Linked DNA regions of Homo sapiens: region 1 is linked to region 2. A link is a contact called in ENCODE Hi-C or POLR2A ChIA-PET data. All regions are on one chromosome and are shown on one strand. Each heading gives the region's core, a stretch centred on a gene start or an enhancer-like site at or near the end of the contact. The rest is flanking DNA. Distances are from core to core; before and after follow the strand shown. Region 1 holds the start of AGO4 (argonaute RISC component 4). Region 2 holds the start of AGO1 (argonaute RISC component 1).

Region 1 (6,061 bases), core at 2,690-5,189, 75 kb after region 2:
TGTAATAATAATGGCATCTATCCCATGAGATGATGTATATTCAAGGTTTAACATAAAGGCTGGGTGCAGTGGCTCATGTCTGTAATTCCAGTACTTTGGGAGGCCGGGGCGGGTGGATCACAAGGTCAGGAGTTCAAGACCAGCCTGGCCAAGATGGTGAAACCCCGTCTCTACTAAAAATACAAAAATTAGCCAGGCGTGGTGGGTGCCTGTAATCCCAGCTACTCGGGAGGCTGAGGCAGAGAACTGCTTGAACCCGGGAGGTGGAGGCTGCAGTGAGCCGAGATGGCGCCACTGCACTCCAGCCTGGGCGACACAGCGAGACTCTGTCTCAAAAAACAACAACAACAAAAAACGTTTAACATAGTGCCTTGCAATAGTAAACGCTCAGTAAATGTTAGCTATTATAATTGCATTTGTAAACGTTATAATCATAGTTAGTGCTCAAAGGTCCCTGAGGTGGTTGGTTTTTGTTTTTTTTTTTGTTTTTTTTTGGATGGAGTCTTGCTCTGTCACCCAGGCTGGAGTGCAGTGGCGCAATCTCGGCTCACTGCAACTTCCGCCTCCTGTGTTCAAGCGATTCTCCTGCAGCAGCCTCAGACTACAGGAGCACACCACCACACCCATCTAATTTTTATATTTTTAGTAGAGACGGGTTTCACTACGTTGGCCAGGCTGGTCTTGAACTCCTAACCTCAGGTGATCCGCCCACCTCGGCCTCCCAGAGTGCTGGGATTTCAGGCGTGAGCCACTGTGCCCAGCCCCTGAGGTGTTTTTTTGTTGTGGTTTGGTTGGTTTTTTTTTGTTGTTTTGTTTTGTTTTGAGGCAGGGTTTCTTTTTGAGGTGCGATCTCAGCTCGCAGCATCCTCTGCCTCGCAGGCTCAAGCCATCCTCCCACTTCAGCCACCAGAGTAGCTAGGGCTACAGGTATGCCACCACACCCAGCTAATTTTTATATTTTTAGCCAGCTAATTTTTATATTTTTAGTAGAGACGGAGTTTCACCATGCTGGCCAGGCTGGTCTCGAACTCCTGGCCGCAAATGATCCGCCCACCTCAACCTCCCAAAGTGCTGGGATTACAGGCATGAACCACCACAGTTTTATTTTCAGGGTATCCCAAAAATGTGGTGACAAAGTCAGATAACTGCATTCTCTGAAAGGGCAACTGATATGACAACATAGAACAGATGAAGTCAGCCTTAATGAAGAGGAGATGATTAGATTAGAAGTCAAATGACCCAAACTCAGGTCTTTATTTCACCACTTGACCCTTTGAAACCCTAATGAAGTCACTTCATCCTCTCTGAACCTCACTTTTCTCATCTGTAAAATGGAATAACTACCTGCCCTGCCTACCTCCCAGAGGATCAAATGAGCTAATAGTCATAAAAGCACTTTACAAACTATAAAGTACTGCAAACAACATATTACCAAAATAAGTGGAAATCTAATTAATTATATTTCTGAGTATTGGCAGAAACTGAACTAGGTTGCAGGGAGGCGGTGGGCAGGGAGGGATAGAACAAGACTAGAAGGCTTCAGGGACTGTTCAAGTGAGGAGGGCACAAAGCACTAGATCCAGGTGTGCTCTGCCAAAGAAGCAGGGATGATTCTCTAGGTTCTAAAACAGCCTGGATGAATCATCCCACAAGACGATCAACTCCCTTTGCTCTGATTCTATGCTTAGCAGGCAGCTACTTATTAGTTGGGTTTCCAAGGTACTGCAACACCAAAAAAGGAGTTTGCTAGAGAGCAGACAGGAAAATATTCCACTCAACAGAAAAGATCCATGTGACATTTTGGCTTATTCATTAGTGTCTTATAAATGTGGTTAGTGAGAATTAATTTTCCACAATCTGAACAATCCTGAGTGAACCACTAAGTCCTCAAACCTGCAAAAGCTAAAATCAAAACAAAAAAAAAAAAGAGTCCCTGGGCAGTGCCTAATATCACCAGGTTGATCCTTTCCATGAAATTCAGTTTATGCCCACAGTTACACAATTTCTTTCGATATCAGATCATAAATGCAACAGTTGTTTCAATTATGAATTACTAGGGGGAGGGAAGAAACATCTGTTGAGCATCTATAGGCACTAGTCTCTACAATAAGACTTATCATATACTCTCATTTCATTCTCTCAACAATCTTACAGAACATACTTATTATTACCCTCAATTTATAGACGAGAAAATGAAAGTTCAAAGGAATTGAGTAATTTTCCCAGGGTCATACAACTATTACATTACTAGATTGAATCTGTTACATTCCTAAAGACCTGAGCATGTCTTTAGCCAGGGGACATATCTGAAGTTAACCTGGCATAATACACTGAAGTTTATCAAACAATATTAATGCGGCAAGCCAATTTATTTTTAAAAGGCATATGAAATTTGATTATGAGGGCCTTTAAACAATACTTTAAGAAGCAAATTAGGGTGGGGCTTAATCACTCAGCTATGCAAACAAGTGCTAAGTAAACAAACGTGCCAAGTTTCCAAACTCAAATGGCAACTCGAATTTTCTACGCACTAAAAAGATGAAACACTCTACGACTAAGTTCATTATGTAGGTAAAGTTTGAATATTAAAGTGAATTCCACCACAGCCCCTAAACACTGAGCTACTTAGCCAAGGCATTAGAAACCTGTTGGGCTTTGAGGTGGAAGCACCAGGCCCCAATACTCAGGACACTTGTTACAGCCTGGAATGGTTCTTCTGGTTTGGATAGAGAGAAATAACCAGAGGCCATCCATATCCACAACAAATTAGTTTCCAAAGCACTTTCTCCTTCATTTGATCCTCACAACCACTCATAACCCAATTAGAAGAGAACTCAGGGCATTGAAGCCTGTGGTGGAGCAGACTGACTGGCAACTCCTGTGTCACTCAAAGGCTGGCTCAGACCACTCTGAGACTAACACACAGACTGAGTGACAGAGGCACAGGACCATGTTCTTTGGGACATCAGGGCCTTTCAGAAAGGGTGGGCATTTTGTCCCTTGACCTTCAGAGATCATGAGAGGTGTTTGGATGAAGTTCTTCTTCCTCATCTGAAGGCTCTGGACCATCTGCCAGTGCAAAGAAAAATAGGGGCGCGGCCCCAAACCAGGACTACCGGCTGGTAGTAGGCAGCGGGGCCCTTTTCCCGGTCTGGGCCAGGCCTCCGCGCGCACTGGGTAGCGGATCGCCCCCTTCTGAGGCCCAAACTACCCTCGTCGCGACCCCGGGCACATATCGTCTCCCCGAGGTGGGGCCAAGAGTGGCCTCCGCCCGGCAGCGCCGGTCACCTTCCCGAACCTCCCCCCTGGACCTCGGGATCCACCCAACGGCCGGCTGGGGCGCGGTCACCGCCCCCCAGGCCCGGGTCAGCTCCCTCCGCTTCGTGCTGCGGGGCTCGGGTCCCCTTCCCCGAGGCCTGGCGGCCCGAACCCGGCGAGGCGACGGGGCAGCGAAAGTCCCGGCCGCCCGCCCCGGGTCCCGGGTCCCGGGTCCCGCCCCGACCCGAGCTCGCTCCTCACCGGGTCCCAGCGCCTCCATGGCGGCGGCGGGGGCCGCCTCGCCCCGGTCCCCGGCGCCTCCCGCTCCGGGCCCCGCCGCCGCCGCCGCCGCCGCCGCGTAACGCTTGATCTCCGGAATATTGGCGCTGGGGTGGCGCCGCGGAGACGCGGGCGCTGGGCAGGGGGCGGCGGCGGCGCCCGGCCCGGGGACAGGGACCCGGCTCCGGCTCTTCCGGCCTCAGCGACAACAAAAACAATCCCCGCCGCCGCCGCCGCCGCCGCCGCCAACGGGAGCGGGAGCGGGAGCCAGCGCGCGCGCCCGCCGGGAGGGAAGGGGGCGCGGGGTGCGCGGACCCAGGGTCCCGGCGGGCGGAGGGGGCGTGCGCGGCCCCGGGCGCGGGGTCCACAGAGCCCGGCAGGCGGCGAGGCGGGTCGGGGAACGAGCGCGCGCCCGGAGGGTGCAGAGCCCGGTGGACGTGTCGGGCACGCGCCCGCTGGCCCGCTCTGCCCCGTCCACCCGAGGAGGCCGTCCGGTGGCCAACGGCTCTGGGGGCTACGTGCCATCCCCCCAGGGCGTCCTGCAAAAGATCTGGATTCCAGTTCCGCTGACCCACAGATTCAGTTTTCCACTTCTGTGAGTGGAAAGTGTACTGAGATTCACAGGAGCCACCTCGCCTCCCTCCTCCCTCCTCCCACCCCAGATCGCTTCTGTCATCTCGTCTTTTAGGGTCACCTTAGACGCTAGCAGTCCTCCTTCATCCCTTCATTCAGCACCACACACCCAACTGCGCGTCCCTCTCCGTATAGCCGGAAGGCACCACGGGAATGGACCCTGATGAATGATGCATTCCCTCCCTGGTCCCATGACAAGCGCCTCTGGTCAGCAAATCACCAGTCACTTTAGAAGAGAAAGGTCTTGGCCGGGCGTGGTGGCTCACGCCTGTAATACCAGCACTTTGGGAGGCGGAGGCGGGTGGATCACCTGGGGTCAGGAGTTTGAGACCATCCTGGCCAACATGGCGGAAGCCCATCTCTACTAAAAACACAAAAAATTAGCCGGGCGTGGAGGCAGGCGCCTGTAATCCCAGCTACTTGGGAGGCTGAGGCAGGAGAATCGCTTGAACCCGGGAGGCAGAGGTTTCAGTGAGCCGAAATCGGGCCACTGCACTCCAGCCTGGGCGACAGAGCAAGACTGTCTGAAAAAAAAAAAATAAAAATAAAAGAGAGAGAGAGAGAGAAAGGTCTTGCTTTCTTGGATGCCTTCCCCTTAGCAGACAAAAGCCAAGGGAGCAGCACCACCTCCAAGGCAGCATGGTCAGCCCAGCAGGCACAGCATCTTTAGGGCTTTCAGTAAGGACTTTGAGTGGGAGAACACTGGACAACAGGCCAAGAAGCAGTTTCTAGTCAGCAGAAGGAAGGAGCCCCTTGTCCACCAATTGAAAAGGTACGATGAGTTTGTGTGTGTGTGTTGTATTCCTTTGCTACGGCATAACGTAACAAAGTACCACAGACTGGGTGGCTTAAACAACAGAAATTTATTTTCTCACAATTCTGGAGGCTGGCAGTCAGAGATACGATGTAGGCAGGGTTGGTTCCTTCTGAGGCCTATCTCCTTCACTTGGTAGATAGTGGCCTTCTCCCAGTGACTTCACGTGGTCTTCCCTCTGTGCACGTCTGTGTCCAAATTTCCTCTTCTTATAAGGACAGCAGTCCTATTAGAGTAGGGCTCACTCTAGTGACCTCGTTTTAATTTAATTACCTCTTCAGAGACCCTGTTTCCAATTACAGTCACATCCTGGGGTGCTAGAGTTAGGACTTCAATATACAAATTATTGGGGTGGGGGATAATTTAGGCCCCTAGCATGTGTGGTGGGATATTCATTTGAGCACCTGCCATGTGCTGTCACAGAGCCAGGTAGTTTTTTTATGTAATGATAAAAAATATTAGCATCACATCCTGGCCATGCACTCTGCTATGGGCTTCTCATTGTCACTCAATCTTTACAACCACCAGTAAGGTAGATATTGTTAAGAAAGGTATTTGTACAGATGATGACACCGAAGCTCAGGGAAGTTAAGTAAGTCGGGCTTTGCATTACATGATGCTGAAGTGAAGCATGGGAAAAATTGGAGTTCAAATCTTGCATTTAAGTCCTGGCTAATTCTCTCCCTGATTGGCTATGGAACTAGGACTTTTATTTTTTTATTTTTTATTTTTTGAGACGGAGTCTCGCTCTGTCGCCCAGGCTGGAGTGCAGTGGCGCCATCTCGGCTCACTGCAAGCTCCGCCTCCCGGGTTCACGCCATTCTCCTGCCTCAGCCTCCCAAGTAGCTGGGACTACAGGCGCCCGCTACCACGCCCGGCTAAATTTTTTTTTGTATTTTTAGTAGAGACGGGGTTTCACCGTGTTAGCCAAAATGGTCTCGATCTCCTGACCTTGTGATCCGCCCGCCTCAGCCTCCCAAAGTGCTGGGATTACGAGCTTGAGCCACCGCGCCCGGCCGGAACTGGGACTTTTAATCTAGTGCCTACATTCTTGTCTACTGATACCATACCCTATAT
Region 2 (6,286 bases), core at 3,198-5,697:
AATAAAGAAAGAACTAACGGGTTTGGGAAGAAGAGGTGGCAATTAGAATGCTGGAGAAGAGACACTGGCTCTGGGAAGAACACAAGATTCTCTCCATGCCCCACAGATCCTTCCACACAGAAGGTCCAGACAGCAGCAGAAGAGATCAATTTCAAGACAGAGGAGGCCCTTGGGAAAGGGATAGGGTAAGGCCAGATCCAGCTACTTTACCCTCTTTTGCCAGTCTGGCTGCTGTCTCCAGTCTTATTTTCTAGCTTGGGGGGAAGAGAGAAAAAAAGGGAATAATATGCTGCTATTGTTCTTGGCAGTAGAGAACTAGCCCAGGTGGGAGAAGAGAGGGATAAACCAGCCCAGAACCTCCCATTATCAGACTTCTGCTTTCACAGTCAGACAAGCTGGGGGGATGGGGCATACCCTCAGCTGGGGGTCAGGAAGAGGTCAGAACCATTCATGGGAGGGGCAGCTTCCCAGAGCTAAGCTGCTCTGTTTCCCTCTAACCACCTGTCCAAGCCCAGTCCCACTCTGCAGACAGGGAAATGAAGGCCCAGCCTGGATGGAAAAGGTCTTCAGAACTCAGCTACATGGGGAAGGGAAAACCTATCTACTAGCACCTGGCTGCCTACCTCAGAAAGTGCTGGACAGAAATTGCACACAAGCTCACGGACAGACAGACACACATCCCCATCACACACATCCAAACACACACTTAGACCTTGGCAATTTACACTTACACACATATCCTTCACTGCCCTAGACTGAGTTCTTCAAAGGCAGGGACTATATCTGCCTTGGTCACTGTTTAATTTCCAGTGTCTGACACACACACAGGAAGTATTCAACATACTGATATGAAATGAATGAACAAACATATCCATAGACACACCACAAAAACACACAAGCACACACAGCACACAGACACACGAACACCTGCAATTGCCCAGAAACAATTATAAACACTACACAAGACAAATATGCACGTTTGTGGGTGTAGCCAGTAAGAGACATCCTTTCCCTCCCCAAGTTCTTATATTTCATTCACCTTCTTCCCCTCCCAGACTGAATAATCATTTGGGGCCTTCGGAGAAAGATAACTCCTAGAGCTGGGGGGCTAGTTAGAAATGATGGGGGATGGGACAGACACTCTAGCCTCAAAGCCTTCTCTTCCCCAGAAACCCGACTACATACCACACATAGCCTTAGAGCACCTTCCTCTCCAAAGAGGCTTTGGGAAAACAGGGGAGCCCACACCCCCACTTCATCTCCAAACTAGGAAAGACAGCAGGAAGCAGGAACCTCTCTCCCATTACATCCCCCTGAAAGCCTAACAACAGCACTGTCTCCTCCCCGCCCCCCTTACCCCAGCTTTTAGTCTGAGAAAGGGAGACACTTCCCTACAGACCCAGACAGGGACAGACGGCCACTTTGTGATGCAGATGAGGGCCCCAGCACAGAGGACAAAGCTTGGGCCTAGGGGGAAAGGGGCGGGACCCTTCTCTTCAGACAAAAGCAAGGAGGGAGGGGCCCTGAAAAGGACACTCCCCCTCCCCCATCCCCAAGGAGCCCAGAGAAGGAAAAGTAACAGAGCTGAAAACCCTGGCTCAGGATTCCTTTCTTGCAGTTCTGAGGCCCACACACCTCCCAAGGAGCCAGACTGCCTATTCAAAAGACACAAATTCAAGGTTAGGTTAGGTTAGGTTAGCTGGTGGGCAAGCAAAGACTAACAAGCCAATCTCTCCAAAAAGGATCTGTTCCATGTGAGTATACACTTTATTAAATATCCACATACGTGCTTAACCATTTATGTTCACACTTGAATGTGATTTGATTTAATTAATAAACATGTATTCTGTGCCAGGGCCTATACACTAGGCACTTGCTAGTTCTACAAATAAACCAGACACTGCTTCTACCCTCAGGGAGCACCCAGTCCACTGTATGTGCTTGGAACACACCTGAGCACAGAAGGCAGACCTGGGCATAAGCCCAGTGAGGCTAGCAACAATGCTTTAGTTTTTGGGGGGTTTTTTGTTGTTGTTTTTTACACAACGCTTTAGTTTTGTGTATTATGTCCTCAGGCCACCTTGGGACACCACTCTAACTTCTTATAAGAGAACAGTCCGGGCCTAGGAAGGAGGCAGTTATGGGGTCCCTCAATTTGCAGCTTCCAGACTGAATCTCAATTATACCCTTTACTGAGGCAAAGCCTGTCCTATTCGGCTTTTCCCAAGGCTTTGGCTGACTCCAAACAGCAGGTTCTAGCTCCTTTCCTATAAGCTTATTTTTTGTAACAAATTTTTAAAAAGTCAATTTTTCATCACTCCAGAGCCTATTAGGAATTCATCAGGATAAAAATCATTAGTCTAGAATGGGTACCAGCAACCAGCAATCCATGTGGACCTCAATGACCTACCCCACTACTCTAGTTCATGGGTTGTTGGAAATAGTCCCCAGCCTTGAAAAACAGAAGTTCCTGGGATGGAGAGAGGGTCCTGACAGAGAGGAAGTACTCAAGTCAGTTGCTCCCTGTGCTTATCCTTACGACTACACAGTCTATACAAGGCTGGTTGTTAAGAGGGAAAACAGTCACTAAGTACTTAGAGATCACTAAATGGATAACTTGAGTGAGGTCGTAGGAGCTATTTCCTTGGGAGGGTGGGAGGGAGTTAGGTCTGCTACAAAAAAAACAAAATAATTCCACTAGGAAAGTAATGAAGTTCATGGCCTAAATGGAAATTTGATTCCCATCCCCAGACCAAATGTAAGGAAGTGGTGAGAGATGACCTGAAGGATTCCCAGGTCCAGGCTCCTCGTCCCATCACAGGGTAAGACACTTAAGACACAAGAGGTATCACCACCCCACAGCCCATCCTAAGGACTCCAGTTTTCTTGAGGCAATCCTGCCTCAGTTTATCCTCTGTTCCTATGTCTTTTCCTCCTCATTGCCTGCAAATAAGAAGTTAAGGCTATCACCTAGGCCTCACCAGGATGAAGGCTATAAACTCCCCCATCCTCCAACGTGTTTGTAGGGTTTAGATCTTGGCTCTAAAGACAGCCCTGACAGTTTCTGGGGAGTGGGGAGAGGAAAACGGAAAGATATCCAGTGGAAGATAGGAGCCATGAAAATATTAAGAAATATTAGAATAAATGTTATAAATGTAGAGTGTAACCTTAACAGACAATTCAATGGAAAATCTTTGGATTAAAAGCCCCCATCACTACTCAGTATTGGAGCAGAAACTTGCAAACCAAGCAGACAACTCCTTCCAGGTAGCCCCTGCCCTGTCCTTGATTCCTCCGTAACCAATACCTTTCCTAAGGCCTATCTTCAGGAGGACCCACCCCCAGAACCCATCGCTTCGGTCCCAGTCTTTCCTGTGGCAGAAAAATGCACTTTGGCAGCTTCCCTCAACCCATTCTTAGCAAACTGTGACTGAGGGCCAAGTGTAAGAGCCCCTAAAATGGGGGAGGGGACCATAACCATTTGCACACTGCCAGCATAACCTAAGAGAGAATGCACCCCATCAGCGCGCTCCTTTTTCCAAGCCAAACGGGGCGGGGCGGGGGGGTGTGGAGAGGTGGGGGTATTCGGACAGCCACGCCCCCACCACGTCGGGCAGCCCCTTCCAGCTGCCACCTCCGCGCATGCTCTGGAGCCTCCGCTCCGACTCCCCAGACCCACGGGGGGTAATCCCGGGACTGGGTCCCCACCCACCGCCCCCTGACCCTCGCCCTCGCGTCAGGCCCAGTGGGGCGGAGCTCACAGTCCAGCTCTGGCGCCTTCTCCCAAGAGACATTAGCCTATTCCAGCCCAGCGGAGCCCCCGCCCCCGGCATGCGGTAGCTCCAGGCCCATCTGTGTCGCCCCCTCCTCTCCTGGACACCTGGAGCCCGTCCCCTGCCACCTGCCGGGCCTCTCCGTAGGCCTCCACGGATGTCTGGGAGTCCTTCCGTGCGTGCAGGCCCTTCTCCCAGATTACTTCCAACCCGCAGGACTGTATACAGCCTCCTTGGACAAACAGCCCCCATCTCAGGGCTCTCTTCACATGGTTCTCCCCCGGAACTGCACACAGCCTCCTTCAAACTGGGCCCCCATCGTGGGAGAGCCCTTCTCCTCACTCAGGAGCGCTTCCATCACTTGGAAACCACGCTTTTCATGCGGGATCCCCCAGTCCTTGGAGCATGCACCGTTCCCCCTCCTGGGGACCCTTACCTGCTCCCGAGGGTCCCGCTTCCATCCCATATACCCGTGCGGAGGTCAGGCGGCCCGGAGACTGTGAAGTCCAGCGTGAGGGGCCTAGGTACCCCACACTCTCGCTGCTCGGGATCCCGGGCCGGGCTCGGCTCCCCTACCAAGCCCGGCCGCTCGCGCCGCCGCCCCCGCAGCCTCCGTTGCCGCCGCCGCGGAGCCTGCAGCAGCTCCCACTGCGAGCGCCCGGCCAGCTGCCAGTGCGCAGGCGCGACCGCCGGGCCCAGGGGGCGGACCGGAACGAGTCAAGCGGGGCGCTCCGACGGCAACAAAGGCCAATGGAGAGGGGCGGGGGCACCGGGGACCCAAGGCAGCGGCCCCTGGCGGTCACCCGTCGCCATGCAGCCCGGCGGGAGGGCGCCAGTAGAGGTGCCTTGGAACCGCGCAGTGGTATAAGTGGGGCAGGGCGAAGGGACATCCCGCCACAGCAGCCTTCAGCCCTGTGTCTTTTCCCCAAATAGGTCCCTCCAAACCTACACACAGCCCCCGCCTGTCGCACCGAGCTGCGCGCACACATTATGGGAACCCCACTTCATTCCCAGACCCCCTGGCACTCCAGCGCCCAGGGGCCCTGCCTCCCACCTCTCCTCCCAATCACCCTCATCCTTCAAGCCTTGGCTGCAAAGCGACTGCCTCCACGAAGTCTTTCTCCGTCCCTAGTCACTGAACTCACTGACGCCACCCCCTCTTCCACGCCATGTGCTGGACGCTGAGACCACAGATAAGTAGAGACGCGGCCTACCCTGGAAGATGTCACAGTTTGAACTTAAGTGCAGCTACAGAGCTCTATCCGCCGGACCTGGGAAGCACCTGCCTCCACTTTCTCATCTACAGTTCATGCCTGAACTGTCAATCAGCTTCTGCCCTCATCACGTCACTTAAATGACTTTTGGGGTTGACATCCAAAGGATACTTTTCAATTATTTCTCTGCAGCATCTGTCACTGTGCCTCTACTTCCCTTCTGAGCCTTCTACTTGGCTGCGGCATCTTCTGCAGTCTCCTATTGCCTAAGTCCTTTTCAGTCTTTCTAAAGGGCCCCTTTTGCTTTTGCCTCATTAACTGTTCACTGTGGTTCCAAACCCAGCTCTCTTCTCATTCCACTCTCCCCTTAAAGGTCTCATCCACTCTTACGGCCCAACTATCCTTCCAAATCTCTGTTTCCAACCATGTCTCATACTCACATTTCCAAGTGTTTGCTGGACAGCTCCACCTGGATATCCTACCAGCACTTCAAATTTAAGAAGTCCAAACCAAACACTTTATCTTTCACTCACAAACATACTTGCCCTGTGCTTCCTATCTCAGCGAACAGCACCTTCATGTCAGAAATGACAGTTCCTCTATCCCTTGTTCTTTCCATCTATTCAGCTGTTCACCACGTCTTGACATGTTTACCTTCTGAACTGCTCTCACATGATTCACTGCCATTCTGATGGTTTCTTATGCTGGTGCAGACCCTTATCATATCTTGCTAGACGTATCACAACCACTTCCTTGCTAGTCTCAAAGTTTCTGGGAACTCCCATTCTCCCTCCTATTCGGTCTGGTGCAGTGATAGGCGGGGTAAGAGACCCAGCTCAAACATCACTTTCCCATAAACTCACAAATTTTTGATGCCTGCTTTACACTAGATGCCATGCAGAGGCTGGGAACTTAAGGGATGGACCATAACCGGTCCTTACTCATGAGGAGATTAATTTCTGACACTTATACCATGCCTTGCTTCTAGAGGTTCTCAAACAGCAACCATCAGAATCACCTGGAAAGCTTGTTAAAACTTGGATTGGTGGCTGGGCGCAGTGGCTCACGCCTGTAATCCCAGCACTTTGGGAGGCCAAGGCGGGTGGATCACCTGAGGTCAGGAGTTCAAGACCAGCCTAGCCAACATAGTGAAGTCTCGTCTCTACTAAAAATACAAAAAATTAGCCAGGTGTTGTGGCAGACACCTGTAATCCCAGCTACTCAGGAGGCTAAGGCAGGAGAATAGCTTGAACCGGGGAGGGGGAGGTTGCAGTGAGCTGAGATCACGCCATTGTACTT

What was found. A loop is a pair of places that touch in the nucleus more often than their neighbours do. ChIA-PET counts read pairs that join two places held with the same protein, here RNA polymerase II (POLR2A). Pooled maps may share reads with other maps.
Region 1: a map of ascending aorta shows a loop between it and region 2 (5-fold over the local background). The contact joins the promoter of AGO4 here to the promoter of AGO1 in region 2. A Hi-C loop is called at or near these places in 3 of 168 maps with a recorded cell type or tissue (ascending aorta, dorsolateral prefrontal cortex and posterior cingulate gyrus), 1 of 37 single-sample maps with no recorded cell type and 17 of 50 pooled maps. POLR2A ChIA-PET finds 5 or more read pairs at or near these places in 4 of 52 experiments (H1, activated B cell, activated CD4-positive, alpha-beta T cell and 1 more).

What each region holds. Positions count from the first base shown.
Region 1 is chr1:35,805,894-35,811,954 of GRCh38, reverse strand. AGO4 (argonaute RISC component 4) reads right to left here and starts at 3,939. Exons shown (of 18, transcript NM_017629.4): 1 at 3,520-3,939. The coding sequence starts at 3,538. CLSPN-DT (CLSPN divergent transcript) reads right to left here. Exons shown (of 3, transcript NR_199050.1): 3 at 5,015-5,210. RefSeq lists enhancers at 2,887-3,166, 4,266-4,765 and silencers at 3,317-3,566, 3,847-4,056.
Region 2 is chr1:35,881,370-35,887,655 of GRCh38, reverse strand. AGO1 (argonaute RISC component 1) reads right to left here and starts at 4,447. Exons shown (of 19, transcript NM_012199.5): 1 at 4,210-4,447. The coding sequence starts at 4,234. RefSeq lists enhancers at 538-597, 1,235-1,874 and a silencer at 4,225-4,684.